Linked DNA regions of Homo sapiens: region 1 is linked to region 2. Evidence: read pairs that join two places in POLR2A ChIA-PET (ENCODE). Cell type or tissue: HepG2. All regions are shown on one strand. Links, peaks and the distances in the headings refer to the core of each region. The heading gives the core; the rest is flanking DNA. Region 1 has its middle 84 kb from the start of ACSL4. Region 2 overlaps ACSL4 (acyl-CoA synthetase long chain family member 4).

What was found. ChIA-PET counts read pairs that join two places held together with the same protein. Peaks named below come from ENCODE experiments on the same cell type or tissue, not always from the same donor. Only the 100,000 strongest peaks of a DNase experiment are listed, where the experiment ranks them.
Region 1: POLR2A ChIA-PET joins it to region 2 with 7 read pairs; 7 of 35 experiments call an interaction of 5 or more read pairs at or near these places.

What each region holds. Positions count from the first base shown.
Region 1 is chrX:109,808,772-109,825,263 of GRCh38, reverse strand. No RefSeq gene overlaps it. Among named protein-coding and RNA genes, the nearest start is that of ACSL4, 84 kb to the right of the region's middle. In HepG2, for the core only: no CTCF peak of the experiment used is centred there; no DNase peak of the experiment used is centred there.
Region 2 is chrX:109,713,549-109,730,040 of GRCh38, reverse strand. All of the region lies in intron 1 of ACSL4 (acyl-CoA synthetase long chain family member 4), which reads left to right. Among named protein-coding and RNA genes, the nearest start is that of ACSL4, 11 kb to the left of the region's middle. In HepG2, for the core only: no CTCF peak of the experiment used is centred there; a DNase peak (open chromatin) is centred at 4,899; H3K4me3 peaks cover 1,841 bases.

The DNA of each region.
Region 1 (16,492 bases), core at 2,869-10,868, 93 kb before region 2:
TTCTACATGACCACATATCACTTTCTTATCAGCAAAGAATCTAAAATAAATTATGAGGGAACCAAGAAGAAGAAGACTTCTCCATGGTGGACTTATTGGAGGACAGTCACCCAACGTTGGAGGCGTAGAGGGGATGGGGCCTTTCTGGGTGAAGACTACCCCCGGCCCAGCAGCAGCTGCTGCATATGAGGTCCAGACACCTTTGGCTGGGTCCAAACAGCATACAGACAACTATGCTGGAAAGGAGGGGAGGGACTTCCAGTTTTCACAAACAACCTGTGGGAACAAATGAGGGGAGATGGCTTTTATTGTGCTAGAAACAACCATTGCCTGATTCTGCAGGGACGGCGCTGCTCTGGCTATTGTTGCTGCCATCTGTGAGGTTTGTTGAAAGCTTATCTGGGAAGCTTGGCTGGACAAGGTAGTTGGGCATAGTTTGAGACTAAGAAGTACATTTTTTTCTTCAGTATGTTATATTTAATTTTCACAATAACTCTCTGAGTTTGAATGGATTTTCTTATCCATACTAATAAAGGGGTTTTTTTGACTAAGAATTATATTTGTCTTTTGGCCTTTTGTATATCCTGGCTTGGAGGTCAGTTCAGTTAAAGTGAAGCCATGATGGCAACATTGAAGGGGTAGATAGATAGTCATGGAAGGCTCCGAGGGGCTCAAGTGCCCCATTTACATGTCCCAGATGTTCTAGCAGGGGCTTTGGGAGATTTTGGAGAAGTACCTACTTAAAGGTGCAGGCAGGACTTTTCTGATGCCCATTCATCTTCCTGTCCTGAGGGGTTCTGCCACCTTTGATCTCCCTCAAAGGGGACAGTAATAATCTTAGTTGGCCACATGCCTTGCTGTTAAAACCAGGGCCTTAACCAGAACAGGGACTGGGCATATGTGGGAATTGGAGAGTGGCCATATAGCCTCACTAAACCCCACTCTAAACTCAGTGAGGGGCACTCTGATATGCATCAAGCTTAGAATATGGGGAATGAAAGACTTCCAGTGGAGTGGGGCTTTGTAGGGACAGGAATAATGAATGGAGTCCATGCTTTCTTTTTTCCTGGTGAGTTCTCTCCTCCTCTATCTCCCACATTCATTGTAAACCTGATGCAAGAGAGCTAAGCAGAGCAAGGAGAGGGTCCAGGGAAAGGAGACAAAAACACACTCTTTCTTCCTGTTTCAAATCTAACCCTTTTCTTGTTTAGAAAAAAAAAAGTGCAGCTCACTGCCAGCACTCATTTAATTTTACATAAACACGCTCTTTGAGGCTGAAGCAAATCAGACTGATTTTCAATGAGAAAATAAAATATAAAAATTGTTATTGGAGTTATTTCTAAACAGAACTAATACCAGAATCATCTGAATCATCAGAATCGTCTATTTCAGAAAATTCGGTTCATGAAGTGAATCTTCGGCCAACAACTGTTCGAGAATGATGTTAACATCACACGTAGGAATGCTATGTTTTCTGGGATTTGACATTTTCGGTGATTTAGAATTATTATACTTTGTAAATGGAAATACCACTACTAAAAACAGAATGCTATTAATAGAATGATGCCTTTTGTTTCCAAAGTTGATATACTAGAGCAATGTGAAAATAATAATAAAAGTGATAGATTTCCTGGCAAAGTTTTCTTAGGGAAAACGCTGCAGCCACAAGCACCGAGGCAAATAGGAAAAGGGCTAAATCCTTCTGTCTGCCTTTCTCCCCCAAGAATATTTTAAATTTCCAAACCTGTCTACAATTTCTCCCCAAGAGAAACCATTTGCTTCCACCAACCTGCTTACCTTAGTGTCCCCCAAATATGTCATGAAGATCCCCAATTTCAGGGCTGTTCGCACATTCTCCCCTATGCCTAGCCTTTCTCTTTTGATCTATTCTCCCATTCCTGAATGCAAAGTCCCACCAGGCCTTCCCTTTAGCCCAGTGATGTATTTTCATTGCTTTATCTGGGTCTTTCTTTTTCACCTGAACCAAAGCTGTTTATTTCTTCAGGGGTTCAGTGAAATTTTGTGACAGGAAGTATTCCTGCAGGATATATATTGTTCTAAAACTGAGTCAGCTACTTGGGCGGGGGGGCCACTTCCTGTACACACGAAGTGGGTTGGGAGCCCAAGGGACTGTGCTTTAATCTCACAGCTAGGTAAAGAAATTGCTGAACATCATTTATTTCCTACGGTAAAATAAACAGGCCCTCTGCAGTGGTGGTGGTGTGGGGCTTTGAAATACAATGGCTCTTTCATGGGACCTGCCTTAAATAACAATCCTGCAGTACCCAGAGTTTACATAGTCCTCAGCTTCTCAGAAGTTCACGTGTCCCTTCATATCAAAACATGCTGTCCTTAGTGTATGATCATGACATCAATGACCCATTAGCAATAGGAATTAGAGTAGGCAGTAGGCTTGGAGTTGTTTTGCCAACAGCAGGGATGAGGCAGCTCTCAATCTTTCAGGTTCCTTGCGACCAAGGACAGCCATTTTCCAGCAAGGGTTAGGCCATGAAAAGGAGCAAAGCTAATTGATCCTTACAAAGTTCACTCATCTGGCCCTGTGCTCTAACCACCTCAACTAATCACCTCAACTAACCAGCCATACATGCTGTGCTGTCTAAAGGCTTTTATGTTCTTTAATTCATCACGTGACTCCAGGAGTGCAGACAGACTCTGGAGTCTATCTGAATTCAAAACCTGACTTTTTTTCTTAATTACTTAACCTTTTTATGCCTCAGTTTCTTCATCTATAAAATGAAAATAATAGCATCTATCTCTTAAGATTAGTTTGAGGATTAAAAGAGATAGTATGTGTCAAGTGCCTAGAGCAGTGCCTGGCAGGTATTTACTCACTTAATGTTGGTTCTTACTATTATTCATTCTTCCCCAATGAGAATGCCAAGAGTGGAAATATCTTGCCCTGTGGACTTTGGTTTGCCAACCAAGTGAGTGCCAACTTCTTCCCCATCTATATTTATCAAGCTAGATTCCTTGACAACCATGTAAGGCCTACCCATAGCCCTCACCCCCTGCCCATCTTGACAACATTGCTCAAGTGCATTGTATGGGTGTGTGGAGCAGACACTGCCATTGGTACTGTGAAGAAACACCAAAGAAATTTTATCTGTCCTCAATAAGCTTAACAATCATCTGGGGAGATTGGCCAAAAGGAAGGCAACTTCAACAGCATACAAACCTATCACAGTACACACAGCCCAAACCCACTGGGCCTACAAAGATGCAGGCCCAGCCCCAGAATGTGCTTTTAACCCAAAGCTGGGAAAGTTACCACAAAATGTCCAGGAGATATCTTATAAGACATTCCTGGTTTGTAAAAGAAATTTTTTTGGTTGGTTTCCTGACAACGTAAGAAAAATTTACATCCATTAATCACCCAGAATTGTGCTGGGTACTGTGGGAATAGATTATATATCTATCTACTATCTATCTATCTTATTTAAGATGGGTACTGAGCCCTCAAAGGGTTTCCAATCTAGCAGAATCTTTGAAATATTTTTTAGAATAGTGCAATAAAAGGACAAACATTATATGATTCCACTTATATAAGGTACCTACAATAGTTAAATTCACAGAGACAGAAAGTAGAATAGGTTACCAGCAATTGGGGGAGGAGGCCTGGGGAGTTATTCTTTTTTTTTTTTCTTTTTTTTTAGATGGAGTTTCGCTCTCTCACCCAGGCTGGAGTGAAGTGGCGTGATCTCTGCTCACTGCAACCTCCGCCCCCTAGGTTCAAGCAATTCTCCTTCTCCAGCCTCCTGAGTAGCTGAGATTACAGGCGCCTGCCACCACGCCCGGCTAATTTTTGTGTTTATAGTAGAGACAGGGTTTCACCATGTTGACCAGGCTGGTCCTGAACTCTTGACCTCAGGTGATCCACCCACCTCGGCCTCCCAAAGTGCTAGCATTACAGGTGTGAGCCACCGCGCCCGGCCGGGAGTTATTCTTTAATAGGTACAGAGTTTCTGTTTGAGATGATGAAAAAGTTCTGGAGATAGACAGTGGCGATGGTTGTAAAACATGAATGTGTTTAATGCCATTGAATTGTACACCTAAAAATGGTTAAGTTGGTAAATTTTATGCTATGCATATTTTACTACAATCTAAAAAAAATAATGCACAACAGTTTTTAAAAATCTTCATGTGCTAAATTATGCAGCCCATGCTGAAAGTGACTTGTAGCTATAATGAACTCACAATTTAAAAAAAGCTCAAGGAGGGCTGGAGTAACTAAGGAACGTTTTATAGAGAAGGCAAGTTATGGCCAGTGCTGTAATTCCAGCACTTTGGGAAGCTGAGATAGGAATTCTAGCTGCTTGGGTGGGGTGGGGCCTTATTACAGATGGACCTGAGCAGCAGGCAGACACTTGAGTTGGAAACCTTGGGCACTAGGGGTTCATTGTAGTGTTTTTTTGTTTGTTTTTTGTTTTTTTTTTTCAGACAGAGTTTCACTCTTGTTGCCCAGGCTAGAGTGCAATGGCACGATCTTGGCTCACTGCACCCTCCGCCTCCCAGGTTCAAGCGATTCTCCTGCCTCAGCCTCCCAAGTAGCTAGGACTACAGGCGCCTGCCACCACACCCAGATGATTTTTGTATTTTTAGTAGAGGCGAGGTTTCACCATGTTGGCCAAGCTGGTCTTGAACTCCTGACCTCAGGTGATCCACCCTCCTCGGCCTCCCAAAGTGCTGGGATTACAGGCGTGAGCCACCGCGCCTGGCCCATTGCAGTGTTTTAAAATTTAGTTTTTTTTACTGCTGATATCTGAGCAACGTCTGTGTACTTAATTCTAATAAGCCAATGAGTCTGGTTTTGATAATATACAATAATTATGTAAGATGCCACCACTGGGGAAATCTGGGCAATGGGTACAAGGGACATCTCTGCATTATTTTTGCAACTTCTTACGAGTCTAGAATTATTTCAAAATTTAAAAAGTATAAAATTAATTGTTGAAAGATTAATCTGCTATCTGTGTGCATGATAGTTTGAAATAAGAAGAAATTGAGAGAAAGTCATTCCAAGTATGTATTTCCTTGCTTAAACACTTAACCACGGTTCATTCAGAAAAGAGAACAGTCCCGGGTAAACAAAACTCTCATTCCCACCGTTTAGCTAAGGAAAAGATCTTTAGTTTATTCATTTTTTGAGCCAAATGCTGTGTTGCTGGATGAGAATGTTTGGTCTTGGGAGTTTGGAATTGAGAGTGACTTTATAGGCAGTCATCTAGAGGTAGTCAGGCTCTGACCTGTTTATAAAGAGACGGAGCAATTCCATCTGCTCAGCCATTGGACCAGCTAAAATAGAGCTTATTCTCTAGGAAAACACAACGGAAGTACCTCTCAAGGTCTGTAGCCTACAAAGAGGGTATTGGGTTTGGTACAATCTTCTCCAGCTAGTGAGTGGGCATCTGGCTGAACGATATGCCCATCCTGAGTGATGGAGACTCAGAAGTCGCTCATCCAAACATCATCTGCTTGCCCAGCCAAGCCTATTCAGCATCCACAATCCACAAAGGAAAAAGCTGAACACCAATAAGTAAATGTTCTCCTGTTTCCCTTCCTTGGGCTGTTGTTTTGTTTTGTTTTGTTTTGTTTTGTTTTCAGAGAACCGATATTGGTTGGGGTAAACAGTGAGCGAAGGCACAGGAGTTAGAAGTCATCCTTCCAAGTCATCTCTCTTATCAGGTAGCTAGTCCATCTTCCCTGTGCTCCCTCAGGATGATTGGGACCCGTTAATGAGCCACTTGGAGTAAATTCTACAAGCTTGCTGCAGCTGGGTGCCAGGATATAGGCCAAAAGAGGAGGTGGCAGGGTGTCCAGAAGGAATTGGAAACACTTTTCCCTGTTTTTGTCTTTCACTAGCTCTTCTTAAAGTTTATACCCTTCATCCCATTCTGTCCCTTTCTTCAGCATTTCTTTCTCGGGGGACAGGGCTCCTGCTGCCCGGTGAGTTTGTTTTCTGCTTTGGATAGCAGCTGGCTCCCCTAATGCTTCTGAGACAGCTCAATTATCTTGATTGTTGCAGTTTGGGCTGCAGAATTAAACCAGCCGGTCATGAATACACAGAGGATTTATCACTTAATAGCTGAATTGCTTGGGTCATTAAGGAGTAGGAGAGAAACAGCCAAGTGATTGTTCATCCTGCAGAAATGTAACAAGAAGACGGCTGTTAGCTTCTTGTTGCATCCTTTAAGGGTCCCCTCTGTGAAAGGATGTCTTGTATTTTGCTTTTGTGATCTTTGGGGTGGGAAGCACAGTTTGGCTAGAGGTAAGGGGCATGGCAAGGTGACGGGAAAGCAGTTTTGGACTTCTGCAAGCAAGCTGTGTACTTTGGGTTTTTGCATATCCTGTCACACTAGTGTCCTCCTAAAGTTTATTCCAAAGGTATTTGCATGCCCTCCTTATAATGGTATTTGCATTCAGCTGGGCAGGTAGCTGGGTTCCAATCTTTCCCACTGCTCCTGTGTGGACTCAGTGGGAGGACAGAGTGAGTTTGCCAAGAGGACTCAAAACTTTAATGCTTGCCTTAAAAATTCAGTTCCCATCCAGCTGGTGGCTGATGAGAGACCTTGACCCTGAACTATATCAGTGTTCCTACAAAGCAGAACATTTACTCCAGAGATAAGCCATACACCAGGCAAAAAAAAAAAAAAAAGAAAGAAAGAAAGAAAGAAAGAAAGAAAATCACCTACTCTCAAACTTTGTGCTGGAGGGCAGGGATGGAACAAAGCAGCTTTTGAAAAAGGGGAGGCCGGGCGCGGTTGCTCACGCCTGTAATCCCAGCACTTTGGGAGGCTGAGGCTGGCGGATCACGAGGTCAGGAGATCGAGATCATTCTGGCTAACACGGTGAAACACCGTCTCTACAAAAAATACAAAAAATTAGCCGGGCGTGGTGGCGGGCGCCTGTAGTCCCAGCTACTCCGGAGGCCGAGGCAGGAGAATGGTGTGAACCCGGGAGGCGGAGCTTGCAGTGAGGGGAGATGGTGCCACTGCACTCCAGCCTGGGCGACAGAGCAAGACTCTGTCTCGAAAAAAAAAAAAAAAGAAAAGAAAAAAAAAGAAAAAGGGGAATTCCCTGAGCACCTCCTAGCAGCGTGACTGTGCCCTCTTCTCAGCCTGTGCCCTTTCTTCTGTGTGAGCCAGGTTTGAAAGCATACCCTTGGAGCAGGAGATGAGTGGGCATCAGAAAAGTCCTGTCTGTACCTTTATGTAGGTGCTTCTTGAAATTTCGCCAAAGGAACATATAAAAGGGGTGCTTGGGCCCTCACCCCCTGACACACACACAGAGAGCCTCCCATGAATATCTACACTTTTAATGTTGCCATCATAGCTTCATTTTAACTAAAATGACCCCAAAGCCAGGCTCTACACAAGGTGGATACAAAAATGTACTTCTTAATCTCAAACTATGCCCAACTACGTTGTCCAGCCAAGCTTCCCAGATAAGCTTACAACAAACCTCACAGATGGCAGCAACAATAGCCAGAGCAGAGCCAGCCTTGCAGAATCAGGCAATGGTTGTTTCTAGCACAAGAAAAGCCATCTCCCGTCGTTTGCCCCGCAAATTGTTTGCGAAAACTGGAAGTCCCTCCTCTCCTTCCCAGCATAGTAACTGTCTGTGTGCTATTTGGCCCCAGTCAAAGGTGCTTGGATCTCTTTTTCAGACTACCCCTAGGCTAGGGGGTAGTCTTCACCCAGAAAGGCCTTGTCCCCTCTGCACCTCCAACGTTGGGTGACTGTCCTCCAATAAGTCCACCTTGGAGAAGTCTTCTTCTTCTTCTTGGTTCCCTCATTAATTTATCTTAGATTATTTGCTGATTAGAAAGTGGTATGTGGTCATGTAGAAATTTGGACCAGTTACACAAAAGGGTCAAGAAGTAGAAAAACCTAGCAGCTATGCACGATATCCCCGTCCAGCGGTAACCAATATTAACATAATAAGGTATGTCTCTCCTGGCCTTTATTGTTCCATGTTTTCTTGACATAGTTGAGACCCTACTACCTGGAAAAGGTAGCAACCATTTTATTGCCTGCTTTTCTTCTCCTTAAGTATTTCATCCACAAGCATTTTCCGTGCCTTTAGGAATCTTTGTTACCATAATTTAAATGGAGGCATCATATTCCGTCTTATGCATGCAGTGACATTTGTTTTTTAGAACATATGATACCACAGTGCCATACCTTTCATGAACTGTAATGCTGAAAGGTCAAATAACAATAAGTGATATTGTTAGAGAGCTTCCATGCAAAGTACTCTTCTAAGTGCCTCACATGTCTTAACTCATTTAATCCTCACACAACTCTTTGAGGCAGGTTCTATTAGTATCCCCATGTGAGAGAGGGGGAACCTAAGAAGAGATGAGTGACTTACTTAGAGAAACACGGGTAGTAAGCAGCAAAGCTGGGCTTTGAACTCAGGCATTGTGGCTCTAGAGTCTGTGCTCTTAACAACTGCAAGCTGGCCAGTATCACAACTAAATGCAATCATTAAGGCAGCTTACAATCTAATATACAATATACAATAACATTTTCCAGTCAAGAGAAGGGTTTTCAGGATTCAATACACATTCTTTCTTTGGTTTATAATCCAGACTCATAATACTGTTTATCATCCATAAACAACAGACCTTTCCCAATGCTGTTAGAGAACAAATGGGAAAGAGGATACACAGAGAAAAAAGGTGATTTTGCTTTTCTGAAGTATTACCCTGTATCTGCCAATCAACTTAAAACTTAATTACAAAGAGAAATCATCCCTCAAGAGAGTAAGAGTGATAATTCTGTATAATAGGGAGAAATTTACCATTTATGTAGTGAGCTTCCCTTTCCTCAGGGTAGCATTTCAAACACCTCTCTCCCCACCAAATGTAGACAATTGCACTGAATGCTCCTTAATTCCCTTTCTTTTCTCTTCTGTACCTTAAAAACCTTCCCATGTCCCCATCCAGACATTCAACCATTTCCTTCTCTCTTCCCTGCATTTCCATCACTGAAGTACTGATGTGGGTATGGGCATTTACCAAAGTCAAAGCCTCCATCCTCTCTTGTGTGCAGAGCTCCCCACAACAACAGTCGACTTGCCTAACAAAATTCATCACAGTACATTTCCACAAGTTTTGATCCTCTGGGTATCTCTCTGAATTTCTCCGACCCTGATAGAATTTCAGGGTCTGCTCTATGCTGTTCTGCATTTGTTTCTCATCTCCCCTCTTAGGCACCCTTGTGAATTTGTTCAGCTTGGAATATATGTCTCCCAGAAATGGAGCCCCCTCAAATGAAGTCTGCAAAGGAGCTGTTGCTGAGAAAGGGGCACCAACCTGTGCCCTCACATACCAAGGAAGAACAGCCTTTGTTTCTTCCTCACTGTTCTCCAGGTGAATTCTCCAAATTTTCTGCCCCACATTCACCCTTGAACTTTCAGCAGGAGACTCTCTCTGAAAAAAAGTCTGGACTGGATCTGCTACTGTGAGTGATGCCCAAACTTGTACTGTCAGAGGCCAGGGATGAGCCAGAACACTTTTGTTCTTTCTATTCCTCCTTTTATGTCTTCTTTTCTTCCCTATCTTTTCCTCACTGTTAGCAGCAGGGGACGTCCCCTCCAGAGCTGCAGCTGAGCATGGGACACCATCCTGTGCACTCTGACACAAAGTGGGAGTTGAGATTTTATCCATCTCATCCTTGCTTTTGTGCCCCACACTGACCCCATCATTAGCAACTGGAGAAGCCTGTGCAAAAATGGTCTGTACCTGAGCTGGGACTGTGAAAGATGTCCAAGCCTGTACTCTCAGAGGCCAGGGACTAGCCACAATCTTTTTGTTCTTTTTATGTCTCCCTTTATAGCGGCTTTTCTGCCCTCTTTTAATCTCCCCATTGGCTGCCAGAGAGGCCCCCTCAAGAGAGGACTGAACTGGACTTGCTGCTGGCAGCAGGGTGCCAGCCGGTGTCTTCCAAGGCTGCAAGAGAACTGTCTTCTCCTCCTTATTATTTCCTCTTTGCTCCCTGCTTTCTTGCCCTACATTGACATTGATATTGGCAACTGGCAAAGCCCCCATAACATAAGTCTGACTCAGAACCGGGGCTGCAGAAGACGCCCGAGGCTGTAGCATCAGAGGCCAAGAAAGATACACAACCTTAATTCCTTTCTATTCCTCCTTTTATGGCTATTTTTTTTCTTTACATTTCCCCCATCATTAGCAGCAGAGGATGCCCCCTCCAATACTGGGTGAACCGGAGCCACATTTGGGCCTGAAGAACCAGCCACTGTACTTGGACGCAAAGTAGAATGAGATATTTCTTCCATCTCATCATTCTCTTTTTGACCCATGCTTTTCTGCCCATCTACCCCTTGACTGGCGATGGGCGGAGCATCTTCAAGTGGAATCTGAACTGGAGGTGCCACCCCGAGGGTACTGCTGCTGTGGCTGGATCTGTGTCACTTGCCTTAGTGGTCAGAGCCTCCATATGAGCTAAAATGTCTTTTTTCATGTTTCTCTTCCTTCTAACTTTGCTTTGTTTTTGTTTCTGGATCAGGTGGAGTGTTTACCTGGAGTGGAGAGAGCAGAAAGTAATCCAAGAGATAAATATGAGTTGTAGTCAACACAAGCAAAATGTCCTTTCTGGAAGAACAGTTATAATTAAGTATTAGATCTGAGGGCTGAAATCAGGATTAGTCTCTAAGGATACCTGAAATGAGTTAGTAAAAGTAGGAACTCAGTGCAGGTTGAGGAGGCCATAAACAAGATGAGGATGTCAGAAGCCTGTCCTCACTGGCTGCTGATTCTTTGATGTGGTGCTAAACCCTCCATAACTTTCCACAAAATTTTCCTTTCCCAGTACAGCGTATCAACTGTGGACCCTGGATGCCCTCAATATACCAATGCATGGCGCAGTTTCAATCTTCATCAGCTTTTGAAATCCGCAGTGTCTTCTTTGAAAGCAGAGGACAACAATGAAACAAACAAACAACAAAAATCCCACAAAGATATTTGGATAAATATACCCATTTTCACCTAAGGGGGATAGACCCATCACTTAATGGTCAGGTAAAGGCTTTGGCACTGTTGTTACCTTTTCATACTTCAGACTTCAGCCTCAGGAGACCAAATCACACATGAGAAAGCTATGGGTGAGCCTGTAAAATCAGAGAAAGAAAGCATCATCAAAATGAGCCTGAGAAGGTGTCTGGGATGCTACTCTGAGCAGAATCTTACCTGGCTATCCTAGAAATCTCGTGTCCACGTTTCTTCTCAAGCTCTCTCTCTTTTTGGTCCCATGTGGAGGAATTGGTATACATACAGATGACCCAGACACTACATAATTCTGTACCACAATAGCTTTAGCAATTGATGAAGAGATTCCATTTGGTTCAGTATGTTATTAACATTTAGGTCGCCTTCACTGATTTCTGATTCTTTGCAAGTTGAGAATCCTGGTGTGGGCTTGTGGGGGAGGGCTCATTCCATTAACCAGCCCAATTCTTCCTCCATGCATTCAGATAAGCAGACCTATAGACAGTTTCTATTTCCCAAATTCATAAACTGTCTGGCCCCCCCTGTGAATTCCAGTCCTTTTTTAAACTTTCCATTGTACTATATATATGCAACATAATCTTGGAATGGGCTAATTATTTACATAATCTCCTTTCTCTCTGAGCAAACATTTTTTTGTTGTTGTTGACCTTTTGACCAAAAAAAAAAAAAAAAGAGAGAGAGAGAGAATAAATCAAGATAGAATCAAACTTTCTTTCTGTAATTATGACTGACACAGAGAGCTTGATGAGGCCCCTGTGTTTTCCTTTGATAAGAAAGTGTAACCACACATCAGAACAGTGCAAGGCCTGGCATTGACCTGGCAAGTTTAGAAATGGAAAACTTGTTTTCATTTTTTAATCTGGAAAATGTTTGTATCTAGAGCAAAAATTGCATCAGTGCCTATGTGAATATGGTGTCCTCCTCAATGGATATTGGGGAGGGCTCTCTAGACCCTCTCTTGGTGTCATAAAGAGCCTAGGGCTATTTTTGCACAGGCAGTATTCTCACTCAATCCTTATTCAAGTGCTCCCAATATATGATTGTAGAAAGAGGAATCACACAGCAAAAATTACATACACTTATTATCTAGCACGATTTCTACTTTTTTCTTTTTTTTTGGAGACAGAGTCTTTCTTGGTTGCCAGGCTGGAGTGCAATGGCGCGATCTGGGCTCACTGCAACCTCCGCCTCCTGGGTTCAAGCGATTCTCCTGCTTCAGCCTCCCAAGTAGCTGAGATTACAGGCGCCCGCCACTATGCCCGGCTAATTTTTGTATTTTAGTAGAGATGGGGTTTCACCATGTTGGTTAGGCTGGTCTGGAACTCCTGACCTCAGGCGATCTATCCACCTCAGCCTCCCAAAGTGCTGAGATTACAGGCGTAAGCCACCGTGCCCAGAACACAATTTCTACTTTTTAAAAAATTTAAAATTTTTTTAATTCTACTTTAAGTTCTGGTATACATGTGCAGAATTTGCGGGTTTGTTACACACGTATACATGTGCCATGGTGGTTTGCTGCACCTATCAACCTGTCATCTAGATTTTAAGCCCTGCATGCATGAGGTATTTGTCCTAATGCTCTCCCTCCCCTTACCCCGATGTCTACTTTTTCAATGTCCTTCCTGATGCTAAGGTTGTTTTTTCATTGCTCCATGTGTAGGTTAAGGTACTTGCGGTGCTAAGGCTAGCTTAGCTCATGACAAATGCAGAGGTTATCACTAGAAGAAATCCAGCTGGCTGGCTGCCAAGAGGCCACAGAAAGTGAAATTTACCTGGTTCAGTGCAATAGGGTCCAAGGTCTGACTCCCTCACTGAGAGTGGGCGTCTGGTGGTAGATGTGTATTAACCAATCACACAGAGCCAGGTCTGTCTCTACCGTCTATCCATATCCACATCCATGTTTGTAACTATGTCTATATCTATGTGAGACACGCTGTCCCCTGGATTACACGTGGAGGATGCCTGCTTCAAGCTCCTTAGATTTTCCCTGCTGTGTTGACCCTTTTATTCATGCAGATTCATTCATTCACTCATTCAACAAATATTTACTGACACAGCTTTGTACCAAACATGCGGCTAGGTGCAAGAGAACATATAATTAGCTTTCAGGTTACTTAATTACAGTTGCATTCCATTTGGGTTTCTTGGAGATGAATACTTTAATTGGAGCTTTAAATGTTTCCAAACCTCAAGTCACACATTTAGAGGCACTCTCTTCATTGGCTGTCATAGATGGCTATGACCATTCATTGTGTAGGGTTTCTACTAGTTTAATTCTCAGAGGCCAGCTGAAGTTACCCTTTATCGAGGTTATTGTGGCCTTCATGCACTTTTTCTCCCTGGTACTGGCAATCAACCTCTCTGGCTTTTGTGTAAGAAGAGAATAACTCCTGATTCTGGTATCATTCTCTTGCTTTGTGCCATCACCAATTCCTTTCCAACTTTTCAGTAAAGGGGTAGCAACTGTTTAATGTTCATTTATGTGTGTGTTACATGAGAGTCTAATTTACATGTGCTGTAGTATAGGGATTATTTGATGTCCCTCCTTTGATAGGCAGGAACCACTGAGTATAGGCCTGATAGGCAGGGTCCTACAGGGGGCAGAGATTTGAAATCATGTCCTAAAGAGGGTTGCGCACCAGGAAAAGTAGTCTCATCATTTAGGATTCTTTCATTGCAAGTAACCAAAAAATAATAAAAACAAACTACCCAAACTGGCTTAAGCAAAACAGGCCATTTATGGTTTACTATAAGCATAAATGACTGGGGCAGATCCAACTTCCTGTGTGGCTTAATTCAGTGTGCAAATTATTTCACCAGGAACCGTCAGAAATACTTGTCTTGTGTTGGTTTTCATTTTCAGGCTCTTACTAGAGACCCCTGGTGCCTTCAATGTCACAATGCTTCATCCAGCAGTAGAAGTTGCTTCCCTGGTGGAGCAACTGGAAGTGCCTAAATTGAGTATTGTTAGTACTAATTGGTCTTCCATGGGTCACATGTCCATCACTAGATCAATTATTGTGGTCAAATAGATGGAATGTTCATACACTGAGTCTCTTCAAATTCAAGAGGGAATACCGGCAACTTGAGAGGCTGAGGTGGGAGGATCACTTGAGACCAGGGGTTTGTAACCAGTCTGGGCAACATAGCAAGACCTCCTCTCATTTAAAAAAAAAAGAAGCTAGATATGGTGGTGGACACCTGTAGTCCCAGCTACTCAGGAGGCTGAGGTGGGAGGATCGCTTGAGCCCAGGAGTTTGAGGCTGCAGTGAGCCATGATCACACCATGGACAGCAGAGCAAGACTTTGTCTCTAAAAAAAATTATTTTAATTTAAAAAATTTAAAAATTTAAGAGGGAAGCTGGAAAATGAGAATGAAAATACATAGAGATGTTTGAGAAGACAGAGAAGGTGAGAAAAGTGTCACATAGAAGTGAAGAAAGCCTAGAGCAATTCCTGAATAGTAATGTAGGCACCCACACTGATTCATCTTTTTTTTTTGAGATGGAGTCTCGCACTGTCACCCAGGCTGGAGTGCAGTGGCACGATCTCGGCTCACTGCAACCTCCACCTCCTGGGTTCAAGTGATTTTCCTGCCTCAGCCTCCTGAGTAGCTGGGACTACAGGCACACGCCACCATGCCCAGCTAATTTTTGTATTTTTAGTAGAGACGGGGTTTCACCATGTTGGCCAGGATGGTCTTGATCTCCTGACCTCATGATCCACCCGCCTCGACCTCCCAAAGTGTTGGGATTACAGGCGTAAGCCGCCACGCCCGACTGACTCATCTTTTACAATAAAGAGATAGGATTCACGTACGTGAAGTTCACTCTTTAAAAGTTGTTTTTAGTATATTCACAGAGTTGTGCATCAATCACCACTACCCAATTCCAGAGCATTTTCATCATCCCAAATAGAAACTCCTCATTTGCTCTCCTCCTCCCAGCTTCTCGTAACCACTAATTTACTTTCTGTCTATATAGATTTGCCTATTCTGGATATTTCATATTGGAACCATATAATCACATATAATTCTACAATATGTGACATTTTGTATCTGGCTTCCTTCACTTTAGCATACTGTTTGCAAAGTTTATCCATATTATAACATGTGTCAGTACTTCATTTCTTTTTATGGCCAATAAGTATTCCATTGTATGGATATATCACATTGTGCTTATCATTCATCAGGTGATAGACATTTGCATTTTTCTGTCTTTTGACTATTTTGAATGATGGGGCTATAAACATTTGTGTACAGGTTTTTGGGTGGGTATGTTTTCAATTCTCCTGAATACGTACCTAGGAGTAGAGTTGCTGGATTATATGGTAACTTAATGTTTCACCATTTGAGTAATTGCTAGGGTCTTCTGCAGGGAATACATCATTTTACATTTTACATTCCCACCAGTAAGGTGTAATTTCTCTACATCCTTGCCAACATTGTTGCTGTCTTTTTTTTATTAATGCCATCTTAGTGGGTGTGAAGTGGTACCTTACTGTAGTTTTGATGTGCATTTCCCTAATGACTAATGATGTTGAGTATTTTTTCACGTGTTATTGGTCTCTTCTGTGTCTTTTTTCTTTTTTTTTTTTGAGATGGAGTTTCGCTTTTGTTGCCCAGGCTGGAGTGCAATGGCGCCATCTCGGCTCACTGCAACCTTTGCCTCCTGGGTTCAAGCGATTCTCCTGCCTCAGCCTCCTGAGTAGCTGGGATTCCAGGCATGCGCAACCACGCCCAGCTAATTTTCTAGTAGAGATGGGGTTTCTCCATGTTGGTCAGGCTGGTCTCGAATTCCTGACCTCAGGTGACCTGACTGCCTTGGCCTCCCAAAGTGCTGGGATTACAGGCATAAGCCACTGCGCCTGGCCTCTGTGTCTTCTTATAAGAAATGTCTATTCAAATTATTTGCTCATTTAAAAAAATTGGGCATTTTGAAATTTTTTAAATTATATTTTTATTATTTAGTTGTAAGAGTTTATTATATGCTTTGGATCTAAGTCATTTATGATATATGTGAATTGCAAATATTTTCTCCCATTTTGTTGGTTGGCTTTTCACCTTCTTGATAGTGTCTTTTGAAGCACAAATATTTTTGATTTTGATGATGTTCCATTTATCTGTTTTTCTTTTGTTGTTTGTATTTTCTACGGACATAGAAAGTTGTCATATTTAAAGTTGTGCTTTCTAAGGGTATAGAAAATTGCCATAACTAAGGAATGCTGGCCTTAAAAAAAAGCAAGATTTAAGCCTATGTTTTCTTCTAAGAATTTTATAGTTTGAGCTTTTACATTTAGGTCGTTGATCCATTTCGAGTTAATTGTTGTATATGGTATGAGGTAGGATGTCCCACTTCATTTTTTTTTTGCACATGGCTATTCCATTATATCAGCACCACATTATTGAAAAGACTATTATTTCCCCATTGATTATTTTTACCA
Region 2 (16,492 bases), core at 1,056-9,055:
CACTACCACAGTCAAGATACAGAACAATTGCATCACCACAAGGATCCTTTTTGTTGTCTTTTTATAGATGTAGCCATCTCCCTTCATCCCTGACTCCTGGCAACCACTGATCTGTTTTTCATGTCTATAATTTTGTCATTTCAAAAATGCTTATATAAATGAATCACACAGTATATAACCTTTGGAGACTGACTTTACTTCACTCAGCATAATTCCTTGGAGATTAGTGCAAGGAATATACCTTTTATCAATGGCTTGTTCCTTTCCATTGCTGAGTAGTATTCCATAATATGGATTTACTGCAGTTTGTTTAACCAGTCACCTCTTGAAGGGCATCTGATGTTTCCAGGGTTTTTGTTTGTTTTACTTATTTATTTATTTATTTATTGCCTATTTTGAATAAAGCTCATATGAACAGTTGTCCACAGGATTTTGTGTGAACATAAATTTCTGAAATGCCTGAGAGTGTACTTCTTGGGTGGTATAGCACTTGCATGTTTAGTTTTCTAAGGAACTGCCAAACCATTTTCCAGAGTGGCTGTACCATTTTACATTCCCACCAGGAATGTGTGAATGCTCCTCATCCTTGACAGCATTTGGTGCTGTTACTATTTTTTATTTTAGCCATTCTCATAGGTGTGTAGTAATATATCCTCCTAGTTTTAATTTGCATTTTTCTGATCGCCAATGATGTTGATCATTTTTCCATGTGTTTATTTGCCATTCTCTGTATCTTCAGTGAAATATCAGTTCATGTCTTTTGTCCATTTTCTATTTGGATTTTTTTTTTAACCTGGTGAGTTTTAAGAGTTTTTTATTATTTTTTTGAGACGGAGTCTCGCTCTGTTGCCCAGGCTGGAGTGCAGTGGTGCAATCTCACTGCAAGCTCTGCCTCCCAGATTCACGCCATTCTCCTGCCTCAGCCTCCCAAGTATCTGGGACTACAGGCACCCGCCACCACACCTGGCTAATTTTTTTTTTTTTTTGTATTTTTAGTAGAGACAGGGTTTCACCGTGTTAGCCAGGGTGGTCTCGATCTCCTGACCTCATGATCCACCCGCCTCGGCCTCCCAAAGTGCTGGGATTACAGGCGTGAGCCACCGCCCCTGGCCTTTTTATTCTTAATACTAATCATTTGTCAGGTAGTGGTATGAAAATATGTTCTCCCAGTCTGTAGCTTGTCTTTCCAACCTCTTCACAGGGAATTTCACAGAGCAAAAGGCTTTAATTTGGATGAGGTCCAGTTTATTAATTTTTCCTCTATGGACTGTGCTTTTGGTGTCAAGAAATCTTACAAACTTTTGTTATTTAATTTGATTCCTTTCTGTTCTGTATAACATCCATTATTTCTGTAAGCTATTTGAGCATTTTCTCTTTCAACAATTTTAGAGCTCAAATATATTCTGTGAACAAGTGGCCTTAATGGCTTAGAATGTTAATACATATTCACACATGCTCTCACTATATTAAAATGGCTGCCTTAAAAATATAATGTCTACCTCACCAGGCTGTCAAATGCAACATTAAAATTTGTATTTTAAAATTAAATAGACGCATGATATGCTAAAGAGGTTTTTGGTTTCACTTTCTAAATTAAAAATATTTTGGCAAAACTGTATCATTTTCCATCAAGGATTTTGGTAAGTAATCCAAAAAACAAATTTGTGTTCTTATTTAAATGTACTTTGAAAGTCTACTTCTGCATTTTGAGTAGTGAAGTTATGATTCATGACCATGTATTTAGCAGACTTTTCTACTCACTGTTGATTATGAGAATAATGAATAAAAGATCATTGTATTTGACTGTCTAGACTGCATTTTTCCTTTTATAGCAGCTACATGACACTCATTGTAACTGTCTTTTGAAATAAATATTAGGTTCAAGGTGATGTTTACAGTTTTATATTTTGAAAAATGTATGTGCTCATATGAGAAGGAATTATAGGAAAAGGTTAGTGATTAATTTTGAGAATATTCATTTCTGTAAGGCAGTACTGAAATTATTTGTCCCTTCAGTGTTACTATATTTACTCAAATATGTGTGCAGTGAGGGAAGTAGATTGTTATTTGAAAAAGATAAAACATTGGTATAAGGCAGGGGCTGGCAAAATACTGCCTGTGGCCAAATCCTGCCCACCACCGGTTTTTGTAAATAAACTTCTCTTGGAATATAGCCACATCCATTAATTTATGTGTTTTCTGGCCGCATTCACAATACAACATCAGAGCTGAAACAGAGCCCTTATGTCCCGTGAAGCCAATTTTCTCTCTGGACCTTTACAGAAAAAGTGCTGACCCCAGAGATAAGGTAACCTTATAAATTGTTGATTACACACACACACACACACACACACACACACACACACACACACACACACACACAATTTAACAAACTACCCTGACTTTTTATACCTTCTGGTTACATTTCCAGGTGATATTGTGATTCAGGAGAGTGCATTCATTTTCTTTACTAAGTCTCCAAAGCACTGTGGTCTAGGAGCAGCAATAAGGAATGCATAGAGAGTTGAGACGGTTGATTTTGTTGTTAAGTGTGGGTTATTTAAATGTGAATGTGAATTTACATGTGTGGCAATCAGTAAGCTGCAGATAGACTTCTATGCAGTCTATGATGTCTTTTGGAGACCCTGTTGTGAGCTGTAGCGGTAATAAGAGAGCCAGGCATGGTAGTGTTTTTGCTCCTGAAACTGCTATGTGATCTTTAAGTACATAGTAGTAAGAGCCTATCAAACTGAGCTTAGACTGTTGGTTTATTATTTTGTTTGTACAACTTCCTTTTTTATAACGAAGCAGTTGACACTTTAGTTCTTTTAAGTGTTCTAAGTGTAATGTTGAAAATGGAAATTGAGTAAAGACAGGTGGCTGTGTATTTAGAAAGTAATAAGTCTCCATCTCTCATCATACACAAAAATAACTTAAGAATATATTTTAAAAATCTAAGTATATATTTTAAAAAATCTTCTGGAAAGTGTAAGACATCATAACCCAGTTAAAAAGACAAGTGATGGCCGGGCACTGCAGCTCACGCCTATAATCCCAGCACTTTGGGAGGCCAAGGTGGGAAGATTGCTTGAGCCCAGGAGTTTGAGACCAGCCTGGACAACATAGTGAGACCCTGTCTCTAAAAAAAAAACAAAAAAAACAAAACAACAACAACAACAACAAAAAACAACAAAAAAAGCCAGGCATGGTGGCATGTGCCTGTAGTCTTTGCTACTCCAGAGGCTGAAGTGGGAGGATCCCTTGAGCCTGGGAGGTCGAGGCTGCAGAGAGCTATGATTGCACCACTGCACTCTGGCCTGGGTGATAGAGCGAGACCCTGTCTCAAAAAATAAATAAATAAAATAAATAAAAATGAAAAAGCTTCTACATATGCATTAGAAGCTTTAATTGACCTCCACTTAATTGACTCACCACATTGAATAATTTTTATTTCCTTTGTAAAATACAGTGTACACTGAATACTTGGTATTAGTTGGTTGATCTCCAGTACTCCAGCGTGCTTGTTTACCTACCAGTACAGTAAATTTTTTTACTACTAAACCTGTATATGTTGGTTGTATTTGTTTTTTTGTTTGTTGGTTGGTTTGTTTGTTTTTGAGATGGAGTTTTGCTCTTGTTGCCCAGGCTGGAGTGCAATGGTGCAATCTCGGCTCACTGCAACCTCTGCCTCCTGGGTTCAAGCAATTCTCCTGCCTTAGCCTCCCGAGTAGCTGGGATTATAGGTGCCCACCACCATGCCTGGCTAATTTTTTTTGTATTTTTAGTAGAGACGGGGTTTTGCCATGTTGGCCAGGCTGGTCTTGAACTCCTGACCTCAGGTGATCCACTTGCCTCAGCCTCCCAGAATGCTGGGATTACAGGCGTGAGCCACCGTGCTAAGCCTGCTTGTATTTGTTTTTAAAAGGTAATTTGTTTAATATGTTGTAACCTGACAATATATGAGTGGGGGAGATTGGAGTTCTTTTTACTGAAAATTTACAAATGAAATAATATGATGTCTGGGATTTGCTTAACATTATACAAGGGGTGAGGGATGGAGGTGGGTTGTGGGTAGTATGGAAGAAACACAATTCAGCACATATGAATAACTGTTGAAGCTGGGTGATGGTTACATTAGATTCATTATGATGAAACAAATTGTTTTGAGAAGAGTTAATGAAAACAAGTTGCAAAAAAAAATACTGTCCGCTTAAATGTGGGTAAGATGACTATACAAGATACGTGGAAAAAATATAAAAATCTAAAAGAGTTTTATTTTATTTTATTTTATTTTATTTTTTGAGATGGAGTCTCGCTCTTTTGCCCAGGCTGGAGTGCAGTGGCGTGATCTCGGCTCACTGTAAGCTCCACCTCCCGGGTTCACGCCATTCTCCTGACTACAGGCGCCCTCCACCACACCTGGCTAATTTTTTTGTATTTTTAGTAGAGACAGGGTTTCACCGTGTTAGCCAGGATGGTCTCGATCTCCTGACCTCGTGATCCGCCCGCCTTGGCCTCCCAGAGTGCTGGGGTTATAGGTGTGAGCCACCGCACCAGCCATCTAAAAGGGTTTTATACTCACATTACTTGTCAAATGTAAAATCAATGGGCCTGGAGTTAGAGAAAAAGGTCTTGGCCTCTTGGCCCCATATAGAAAGTTTGAGGCTGGCATGGTGGCTCATGCTTGTAATCCCAACATTTTAGGGGGCCAAAGCAGGAGGATTGCTTGAAGCCAGTTCAAGACCAGCCTGAGCAACATAGCAAGACCCTGTCTCAAAAAAAAAAAAAAAAAATAGCTGGGTGTGGTGGCACACACCTGTAGTCCCCAGTCACTCAGGAGGCTGAGACAGGAGGATTGCTTGAGGCCAGGAGTTCAAGGTTGCAGTGAGTCATGATCACACCACTGCATTCCAACCTGGGAGACAGAGTGAGATCCTGTCTTTAAATAAAAAAACAAAACAAAACAAAAACAAAAAAAACCCCAGGTCAGGTACAGTGCGTCATGCCTGTAATCCCAGCACTTTGGAAGGCCAAGGCAGGCAGATCTCTTGAGGCCAGGAGTTTGAGACCAGCCTGGGCAACATGGTGAAACCCCATCTCTACAGAAAATTTTTATTATTATTATTATTGAGACGGAATCTCGCTCTGTCGCCCAGGCTGGAGTGCAGTGGCATGATCTCGGCTCACTACAACCTCCGTCTCACAGATTCAAGCGATTCTTCTGCCTCAGCCACCCGAGTAGCTGGGATTACAGGTGCCCACCACCACACCCGGCTAATTTTTGTATTTTTAGTAGAGATGAGGTTTCGCCATGTTGGCCAGGCTGGTCTCAAACTCCTGACCTCAAGTGATCTGCCTGCCTCAGCTTCCCAAAGTGCTGAGACTACAGGCGTGAGCCACCACGCCTAGCCCAAAAAATACAAAAATTTAGTTGGGCATGGTGCCATGTGCCTATGGTTCCAACTACTGGGGAAGCTGAGGTGGGAGGATTGCTTGAGCCCAGTAGGTGGAGGTTGTAGTGAACTATGATCACTCACGTCATTGCATTCCACCCTGGGTGACAGAGTGAGACCTTGTCTCAAAAAAACAAAAACAAAAATTAGCCAGGCATGGTGATGCACAACTGTAGTCCCAGATACTTGGGAGGCTGTGGCAGGAGGATAGCTTGTGCCCGGGAGGCAGAGGTTGCAGCGATCCAAGGTCACTCCACTGCATTCCAGCCTGGGCATCAGAGCAAAACCCTGTCTCAGAAACAAACAAAAAAACAAAAAAGCCCCCCAAAAATAAATAAACCAAAACCACACACACACAAAGTTTGTTGAATGAGTATATATATACCACTGATGAAAGGAAGGTGAAATGTTTGCCATACATATTTTTATGATCGTTTACCTGAAATTAACCTTTTAAATTACATAACCAATTGTTCTAAATCACATTAGATAAAAGGGTTTCTACTGCATAATATCCATAATATATAAAGAGCTCCTAAAGATCAATAAGAGAAAGGTACCCACTACAAAAAGCAAAAAGTGGCAGAAGATTATACATGGGCATTTCCCAGGAAAAGAAGTACTGGTGAATAAAAAAGAAAAGATGTTCAAATTGACTCTGGTTATTAGGGAAATGTAAACCGTTTTTCACCAGACAGATTGGCAAGAACTTAATATCCACTTTTAACAAATAGGCATTTGCATACACTGTTAATGAGAGTTCACATGTATAACTCTTTGCTGAAGAATACCAAAATCATCTCATTTTTAAATGTGCATACATTTTGACCCAATAGTTTTATTAGAAAACAATTCTAGGGAAATATTACATGTGTATAAAACTATGTATAAGGTTTCGCTGCAGTGAAACTGTTTGTAACTGTGAAAATTTGGCAGTATCCTAAATATCCATCAGTAGGGAATGATTTAAATAATGGTAAGTTATACTGTGGAATACCATTGAGTTATTAAATAAAAAAAGAAGAAAAGCCTCTTGGTTAGACATATATATACACTGACATAGGAGTTCCAAAGTATGCTGTTAAGCAGGGGAAGAGAGGGGGAGGGAGTCAAAGAACAGTTGTATACCATAATTCCACTTATCTAAAAATAAACCCTTATCATGTGTATGGGTAATACAAAACAATCTGATTGATACACATCAAGAGTAATTATCCCTAGAGGAAAAGAGAGTGGTGTTAGAGGAGGGCAGTATAGTTTTACTTTTTCTCTGTACAATTCTATATTATATATTATAATTTACAATTACAATTTTGATAGTAGGTATGCAGATTACTATTATAGCAAAATACAATTACTATTTTGATAGTAGGTATGCAGATTACTAATATTAAACATTTGCACACTGGAGGATGCTTATAATAGGATTCCTTCATTCTACAACAACACTCTACTGTAAATGTAATTAATGCCTTGTACTGAACACTCAGGTTTTTAAAAAAATGATGTTTTCTGCTATCGATGAAGTATTGGTATTTTCTAAATTTTTGACACCAAAAATATAAGTATAAAAAAGAATAAAAACAGTAATTTCATACCCAGAAACATCCATTGTCAACTTTTTGGTATATATGCTTGTGCTTATATGTATGGACACTTGCATGCACATGTGCACACATATATCACCTTTCTACAAAAATGGGTTTTTACTGTACATACTGATTTGTAACTTGCTTGTTTAACTCGACACTATATTGTGAGCATCTTGCAGCATCAGTAACTCCGAGTAAGTGAAAAAGACATCTGGTGGGAAAAGGCCAACATCGTGCCATGTAAATACAGTGTTTTAGTTAAAATAACTGGTTTCTAGGACAAACCAGAATTAAAAAAAAAAAAAAGTCATGGTCACCAAAGTAAATAACCAAGGAATTTTAAAGTCTTTAATGTTGAGTCAGTTCAGTTCTGTTTTGAATTTAACTATGAACATGTTATTTACAGTGTAGTTATCAATGATGATGTAAAAGTGCAATATATTAAAATATCATTAGGAAGCTTTTTTTGGGTGGAGTTTGATTTTAGCGAAGAATTAAACACTGAACCTGAATGGTTATTTTTGTTCAAAGAAAAACCAACTGCTGTGGCTAGTTTTTGGTAGAGGTGTGTGTAGTTGTATTCTTTTGCAACTTATAAAAGTAAAGAAAATCTAGGTATCTGTGGCAACATAACCTTTTTCTATGATATCTCAGTTTGTAGTTTATCAAATTGATTATTAGGAGAACTGTGTCAGAGAATTAAGTTTGATTTGGGCAAGTATGTGTGTATGCTACTTTCTCTTGTCATCTAGAAGTATTTGTTAAACAAATTTGCTGAAGACCCATTATAATTTCCTCTGGGTTTATGCTGTAGGACTTAGAGGTGAAAATATCTTACTTTTGTTGAAGGGTTTTTGTTACTTACTATTTTCCATGAATTCAACAGTGCATTTTACAAAACAAGATTCTACCTGGTAGACAATGGTGTTAATGTGAAGGCCCAACATAGCTATACTCAGGTTTTTATTATGATGATTGAAACAGTGTCCCTATTCTCCAAAGCCATTTAGGCCTTTTTGGAATTGATTTCACAGTACAGAGGATTTTAGGTGCTATCAAGTTAGCAGATTTTAAAGGGAATCAGGATAGAGTTTCTCTATTTCTCACTTAGTTAATGAGAGGGCATGTGAGATTGAACTTTTACAGAGGCATTGAAAATGTTAATGGTGGATTCTTGTGGTAGTTATGAGGTTAATGGAGTGGGGAGGTATGGTGAAATAACTGTTTCTTCTTTTTTCTTTTCTTTTCTTTTTTGTTTTTTTTTTTGACGGAGTCTTACTCTGTCACCCAGGCTGGAGTGCAGTGGCAGGATCTCGCCTCACTGCAACCTCTGCCTCCCAGGTTCAAGCGATTCTCCTGCCTCAGCCTCCCGAGTAGCTGGAACTACAGGCATGCACTACCACGCCTGGCTAATTTTTGTATTTTTAGTAGAGATGGGGTTTCACCATGTTGGCCCGGCTGGTCTCGAACTTCTGACCTCAGGTGATCCGCCTGCCTTGGTCTCCCAGAGTGCTGGGATTATAGGCATGAGCCACCACGCCTGGCCCCTGTTTTTTCTTAGGTATTCTGTTTTATTACCTTTAATGTGGACTTTAAGTATTTTAATACTATAAATAATGATAGGGTTTTGTACGACCAACTCTCCTGGGGAATACCTGAATGATGTTTTATCAAAGAAAACCTGGAGAAATAGGCAGAGCTGCCCTGCTAAGATGGTGAAAATTCACTGTGCTTCAGGATATGTTAGTAATTTCTGCTTTCCAGATGAACTGAAAACTGAAAACTCCCTCAGTCAGGAGACAGGAACTTGGTGAATGAGCATAAAATTCAGTCATGGTTTTGAGAAGAAAAAGAAGAACTAGCACTAATACCACATGGGATGAATCCAAGTAAAAGATCTATGTTCCACATGACGACTGAAAGTTGAGAAGCAGCTTCAAAGAACAGTTGAAAAATCACAACTTTACTGAAGGGTAGAACTCGGCAGAAATAGCTGTAGCAATTGTTAGATGAATATGTTTCAGACAAACAGAGCAGAAAAGAGAAGAGAAGGCCTAGGATAATGATATTTCTTCACCTGGAACCATGGAAACTTTCCCGATTTGGTCAACAGTCAATTGCAAGGTTAGTCTAGGACGGTTTAAAGTCTTTAGTGGAATATTTCGGGTTCAGAAAGTGTCAGCAAGCAAAGCAAAGACCCATTTTGGAAGGCATTGGGGTCCCTTCTGTACCTAGACAATTCCTTATAGGAGTAGGTTAGAATTTCTGTGAAGCAAGTTGTTTTTCTATAACCTGGAAACTACAAAAGGCAGGGCTCAGGCACACTGTATTGGTGAATTATAGCAACCTGTAGATGGGAAGCTGTGTAGTTTTTTTATTTCTTCAAGTAGAAATGTGAGTATTAGCACATTCATTCAAATAGAGTTACATGTTATAAATTTTTAAGCAAAATAACTGACCTAAGTATGTTATACAGCTCAAATTTCCCCCCAGAAAATTTTGGACTGTTTTACTAAGATTTTAGTTTTTAGTGTCAAGTATTAAGGCCAGGATTTTTATGTGGAAGCAGGTTTTTAAAAATTTATATACACATTGACTTAATTTTAACATCCTCTTGATCATCAAGAGATTAAGTATTTAAATGTTTGTAGGAAAGTAGCTTTTTTTTTTTTGAGTCTCGCTCTGTTGCCTAGGCTGGAGTGCAGTGGCGTGATCTCGGCTCACTGCAATCTCTGCCTCCTGGGTTCAAGTGATTCTCCTGCCTCAGCCTCCCGAGTAGCTGGGATTACAGGCCTGTGCCACCACGCCCAGCTAATTTTTGTATTTTTAGTAGAATTACTAAAAATTACTAAAATTACATGTTGGCCAGGCTGGTCACAAACTCCTGACCTCAAGTGATCTACCTGCCTTGGCCTTCCAAAGTGCTGGGATTACAAGCCTGTGCCACCATGCCTGGCCAGGAAACTAGCTTTTTTGTTTTTGTTTGTTTGTTTGTTTTTTGTGAGATGGAGTTTTGCTCTTGTTGCCCAGGCTGGAGTGCAATGGCACGATCTCAGCTCATCTCAACCTCCGCCTCCCGGGTTCAAGCGATTCTCTTGCCTCAGCCTCCTTAGTAGCTGGGATTACAGGCATGAGCCGTCATGCCTGGCTAATTTTCTATTTTTAGTAGAGACAGGGTTTCTCCATGTTGGTCAGGCTGGTCTCGAACTCCCGAACTCCCGACCTCAGGTGATCCACCCACGTCAGCCTCCCAAAGTGCTGGGATTACAGGCGTGAGCCACCACGCCCGGCGGAAAGTAGCTTTTTAAAGGAAACATTCCCCCAAAGAATTGACTTCATTATAGGTGGTATCCCTTAAAATACAGACTGTTTCAGAAGAGGCAGCAGCAGAATGAAAACTTTCATGGTGAATTCCCCACCTTCTATTTTATTCCTGTTTTGAAATGGAGTTCCCCAACATCACCATTACAGCTCAGCCATATCTTTGCATTTCTTTGTGGACTTAGTTAGAACTGAATGATTGATGATTTTCAGCGCGAGGAGTACAAAATAGGGGAGTTGATACTTGCATCAGCCCTGCTAGCTGCCTTGAATCCTAGCTCAGTAGGGGTCACTCTTAAGCTGCCATAGGCATAACAACTTCTACATAGGTGGCACTTCTGGCACTTTGGAGAACATTCTAGTGGTGGGATAGTTCCCTAACCCCTGTCTTATCTCTGTGGTACCCTGCATCTATGCCATTTTTGTTTGGTTACATAAAATGTTTCTGTGGAGTGATTGGCCTATGATTGCATTGATAACATTTAGTAAAACAGAAGATTTGTTCCTAACACGTTTTACAGAGCTGATCTTTTTATTGAAAAATCCCTAACCCTAAAGACCACAGTTTTTTGTTTGTTTATTTTGTTTGTTAGCCTCATAGGGATAAAGTGCTTCCTTATAATCTTGTTTCCAATTGTCTTCAACTGAGGAAGAGGAAGTCTGTTGACTGTCTCCCTGCACCCCCTCTGATTGAAGGATCACCTTGCTTAGGGCACTGCCAGCTTAAAAGTGGAGGTGGATGCCATACTAGGACATTACCAAAGATGAGGAGGAGTGGCAGTGAACTTAGAGTCTATAGCCAGAGTGTACATTGAATTTTAAAAACCAATAATCTGAGATCTAGTCTGTACTTAAGAGACATATTTAAACAACAAATTGTAGACTATGGGATTTCTTTTCTTTCTTTTTTTTTTTTTTTTTTTCTTGAGACAGGGTTTCACTTCTTTCACCCAAGTGCAATGGTGTGACCTCGGCTCACTGCAACCTCCACCTTCTGGGCTCAAGCAATCCTCCCACATAAGCATCCTAAGTACTGGGACCACAAGCTCATGCCACCATGCCCAGTTAATTTTTGTATTTTTTGTAGAGACAGGGTTTTGCCATGTTGCTCAGGCAGGTCTCCAACTTGTGAGCTCAAGCAGTTTGCCTGCCTCAGTCTCCCAAAATGTTGGGATTACATGAGTAAGCCACTGCGCCTGGCTGACTATGGGATTTCTTAAGCTAAGTAGTATATTGAAAAGTCTGCAGTGTTTCATTTGATGATCAGTCTCCAGTGAAAATCTGCAAAATTGAGTCAAAACTGAATTTGTCTTTCAAAGTTGGGATTATTGTTATATAACACTTTCATGGTACTTAATGACTTCAGTGAGATGTAAGTAACACATTTTGAAGCAGCTCACTTCGGTTGAAAGAATTATTTTTCAACCTGGAGTTGATTTCTTCAATTTCGCATCATTCCTAGCAAATTGTAACATTAAGGTCATATTATTTGTCCAGTCTTTTCTAAATGCTGTAACGTTTTGTCATGAAATCATGGGAAAATGTTACTTTTGCATTGTGAGGAGTGAGTAGGAATTTGTTTAGGACAGAAAACCAAATCTTAGAATTGTGGACTTTGCTTATGACTTCTACCTCTTTAGTTAAAATCAAAGTTGCGCAGTTACCTGTTTGAGTTGCATAAAACAGTTCTGTGGGATGATCCTCTCAACCATGGTTATCCAGCCTTTTGGCTTCCCTGGACCATGTTGGAAGAAGAATTGTCTTGGGCTACACATAAAATATGCTAACACTAATGATAACTCATGAGCTTAAAAAAAAAAATTAAAGGTGTATACATAATTTTCACGATATCTACCACCAGAGATAAGCAAAAATGTCCTCGCATTCAAAGGGTTGGACACGGCTGTGAGTATAAACTATTGGAAATTGTGTTGAGTTTGATTTTTGGCCAGGGTTAGGGCCATGTCCTGCTATTGCCAGACCATTTTTTTCCCTTGCTCTTACCGGCACTGCCCCATTGCTGCAGAAAGACCAGGATGCTGTCTGGGCTTGGCACAAGGCTCTGAACCTCAATGTCATTCCCTTCTACTTTCAGGCATTAGCAGCCCTGAAAACCATAAGATGGGGCTGTTAAAAGCATTTTGAAATTAATCTTTTCTTGTTCTTTTTTTTTGTTTTGAGATGGAGTTTTGTTCTTGTCACCCAGGCTGGAGTGCAATGGCGCTATCTGGGCTCACTGCAACCTCCATCTCCTGAGTTCAAGCAATTCTCCTGCCTCAGCCTCCCTAGTAGGTGGGATTACAGGTGCCCGCCACCTTGCCCAGGTAATTTTTTGTATTTTTAGTAGAGACGGGGTTTCACCATGTTGGTCAGGTTGGTCTTGAACTACTGACCTTAGGTGATCCGTCCGCCTCGGCCTCCCAAAGTGCTGAGATTACAGGTGTGAGCCAATCTTTTCTTATTCTTAAAAAAAAATCAGGCTTGTAAGACGCGGTCACATAGCCATCAATCAGAGTTAAAGATGTATGGTAAGAGAGAACAGGTTTGTTTTCAAAACTGTCCTCTGTGTTGGCCTTAGTTTTGCCTTTGATGAAAAAGCAAACTACCCTCTTATATTTTATTGCTATTCATATTGGTTGCAGATGCTTCAAGGAGGATTGAATTACTGCCTAGTTTAAAGGTGATATATCTTAAATAATCATAGAAATAGCTGCAAAAGGATATCTTAAAGGTACATTACATTGCAGATGCAACAGAAGCTAAATGCATTAGGGATACATGGGCAATATCTACTAGTAGGAAATATCAGCACTGTTAGGATTACAGCCATTTTCTTGGCTGACCTTTGTATGGGGATACATAACTCTCCTTCCTTAAATAGTATTTCATTGAGATGGGAAAAAAGACTCCTGCTCTGCTTGGGCTTTTTTAGTGCTCTGGCCCTTCTCTTTAAATCTGTTGTTAAGAGTTCTTGTTTTGGCACTATGCAAAAGTGCCTTATACTGAGGCATTTTAAGTACTTAAACAATGAAACCTCCGTTGGCTGTGTTCCACAGTGGAACTAACCCATTCCAAACTTTACACTTGCTGGAGTATTATAACCAGACAGCAGTGTTGTTTGTAACAGCTGGCTAGTCTGTAGATGAAATTGATCAAGATGTTTTAGTTTCTCAGTTGGTGCCTTTCAACTCTGCATTTTTCTTCCTCTATTCTTTCAGAACCTCACTTTCATCCTTTGGCTTTGCATACTTTTCCTTGCCCCAATATTTGAAGGAAGTTTTTAATAACATTCATTTTCAAAGCAAGCCAGGTGATACTTAAGTAGTAACAGGTATAACTGGTTAATTCCAGAGGGTAACTATTATTTTTAACTTTTAAAAAGCATATAATTGTCAGGTTGGGCAATTATTATAGGGTTGAGGATTGCCTCATGTGTGACCTTCCTTTCCTATTCTACCTACATGTCTAGTTCTCTGTGTTAGTCTTCTGTCCACTTAAAATATCAATTGAACAGTAAGCTCCACAAAGGCAGGGCATAGTATATACTTACTGAGTATTTCTTGAACAAATGCACGCACATGTACCTGTAATTACCCAGGGTTTGGGAAACTAGATTTTAAAAAATATTTTGAAGGGAAAGGGTTGTTACTGGCTATACTTAACTTTTAATTTTCTCCCTCCTTAAATCAACATGTTATTCTTCAGCAATGATGTTTACAAAACCAAATAAAATTAGAATTAACCATTTGTTTCCCACTTCAGTGAGTCCGTACCCAGTGGGGTGATGTCACTGTCATATTTAGGAGAGGCCAGATGATATAATTGCCTTTATAACTTTCTGTTACAATTTAAAAGAGCACAGTGACTTACTACCAGAAAAGCTTTGTACCATCATATTCTTGTTTATATGTAGGGACCACTTAACCAAGTGGATACTTTTGTTTAGATTTTTAAAAGTTTTAGTTTCATGTCTTCTAAACTTTAAAAATATCATCTTATTATATGATTTATTGTTTTGATCTCTCTCTATATATATATATAATTTTATTTTTTTGAGATGCAGTCGGAGTGCAGTGGCATGATCTCAGCTCACTGCAACCTCTGCCTCCTGGGTTCAAGCGATCCTCCTGCCTCAGCCTCCCAAGTATCTGGGATTACAGGTGTACACAACCATGCCTGGCTAATTTTTGTATTTTTTTGTAGAGACAGGGTTTCGCCTTCTTGACCAGGCTGGTCTCAAACTCCTGACCTCAGGCGATCCTCCCACCTCAGCCTCCCAAAATGCTGGGATTACAAGCATGAGCCACTGTGCCTGGCCTGTTTTATGATTTTAAATTACAGAAAATTTGTTTAAGATAGTTCAGAGGTCCTGTGTAATGTGCCCCCAGCTTCCCCTAATGTTAACATTTTATATAACACTAGTGTGATACTATTAACTAAACTAAGGAATTTATTTGGATTTCCCTTGTTTTTCTACCAAAATCTTTTTCTTTGGTTTCAGAATTCAAAATTATTATACATGTTTATTTTAGAAAACGTATGTATATAAAAACATAAAACAAAATACGGTGATCTTCCTACCCAGAGACAACTACTGATATTTTTAGTATATATCCCTCATTCCTGGTCTCGAACTCCTGAGCTCAAGGGATCCCCCCTACCTCAGCCTCCCAAAGTGCTAGGATTAGAGGCATGAGCCACTGCACCTCTTGCTTTTTTTATACTTAATATTAGCATTTACTTCTTTTGTGAACCTCTTGCCATGTTTGCTGTTTTTAATACATGTAGTTACATAGTCATAGGTTGCTTAATGACAGGGACATGTTCTGAGAAATGGGTTGTTAGGCAATTTCATCATTGTGAACATTATAGAGTGTACTTACAGAAACCTAGATGGTATAGCCAACTATGCACCAAGACTGTATGGTACAGCCTATTGCTCTTAGGCTACAAACCTGTACAGCATGTGACTGTATTGAATACTGTAGGCAGTTGTAACACAGTGCTCAGTATTTATGTATCTAAATATATCTAAACATAGAAAAGGTACTGTAAAAAAAAACGGTATAAAAGATGATAAAATGGTTCAGCTATATAGGGTGCTTACCATAAATGGAGCTTGCAGGACTGGAAGTTGCTCTGGGTGAGTCAGTGAATGAGTGGTGACTGACTGTGAATGCCTAAGACATTACTGTACACCACTGTCCACTTTATAAATACTGTACACTTATGCTACACTAAATTTATGAAAATATTTTTATTCAGTAATAAATTAACCTTAGCTTACTATAACCTTTTTAGTTTACAAACTTTTAAATTTTTTTGACTTTTTGATTCTTTTATAACATTTAGCTTAAAACAAACACACTGTACAGCTGTACAAAAATATTTTTTCTTTATGTCCTTATTCTAAAAGCTTTTTTATATTTTTAAAATTGATTTTTTTCTCTTTAAACTTCTGTGTTAAAACTAAGACACAGTCTCAAAACAAAAACAAAAACAAAAAACTAAGACACAATCACAAACATTAGCCGAGGCCTACAAAGGGTCAGGATCATCAGTATCGCTGTCTTTCACCTCCACATCTTGTCCCACTGGAAGGTCTTTAAGGTCAGTAACATGCATGCAGTTGTCATCTCCTATAAGAGTGTCTTCTTCTGGAATACCTCCTAAAGGACCTGCCTGAGGTGCTTCTTGAGAAGGTGTCATTCTTTTTAGAAATATTGATATGTCCATGGTGGTTTGCTAGTATTCTTGAATAATGTGCCCTGCTGTGACTTCACTAGTCTACAGGAATTTTTCATCTCCATTATATTCTTATGGGACGACTGTATATGCAGTCCGTCATTGACTGAAATGTTATGTGGTTCATGACTGTAGTTTATTCCCTATTTTTAGATATTTTGTTGTTTCCATCTCTTTGCTCAGTTAATTCTTCATGATTTTAAGTAAAAGGCCAACTGTGTGTGTCTTCTCAATCTTTTCCCCCCTAACAAATGAGAAATATGACACTCTTATCATTACAGTGGCTCAATAAGCCAGTGATTCTAAATGTATGTATATTATGTTGAACGACTTGAAATTGCCTTTTTTTTTTGTCTGTAGCAAATTTTTTACTATTGGCAA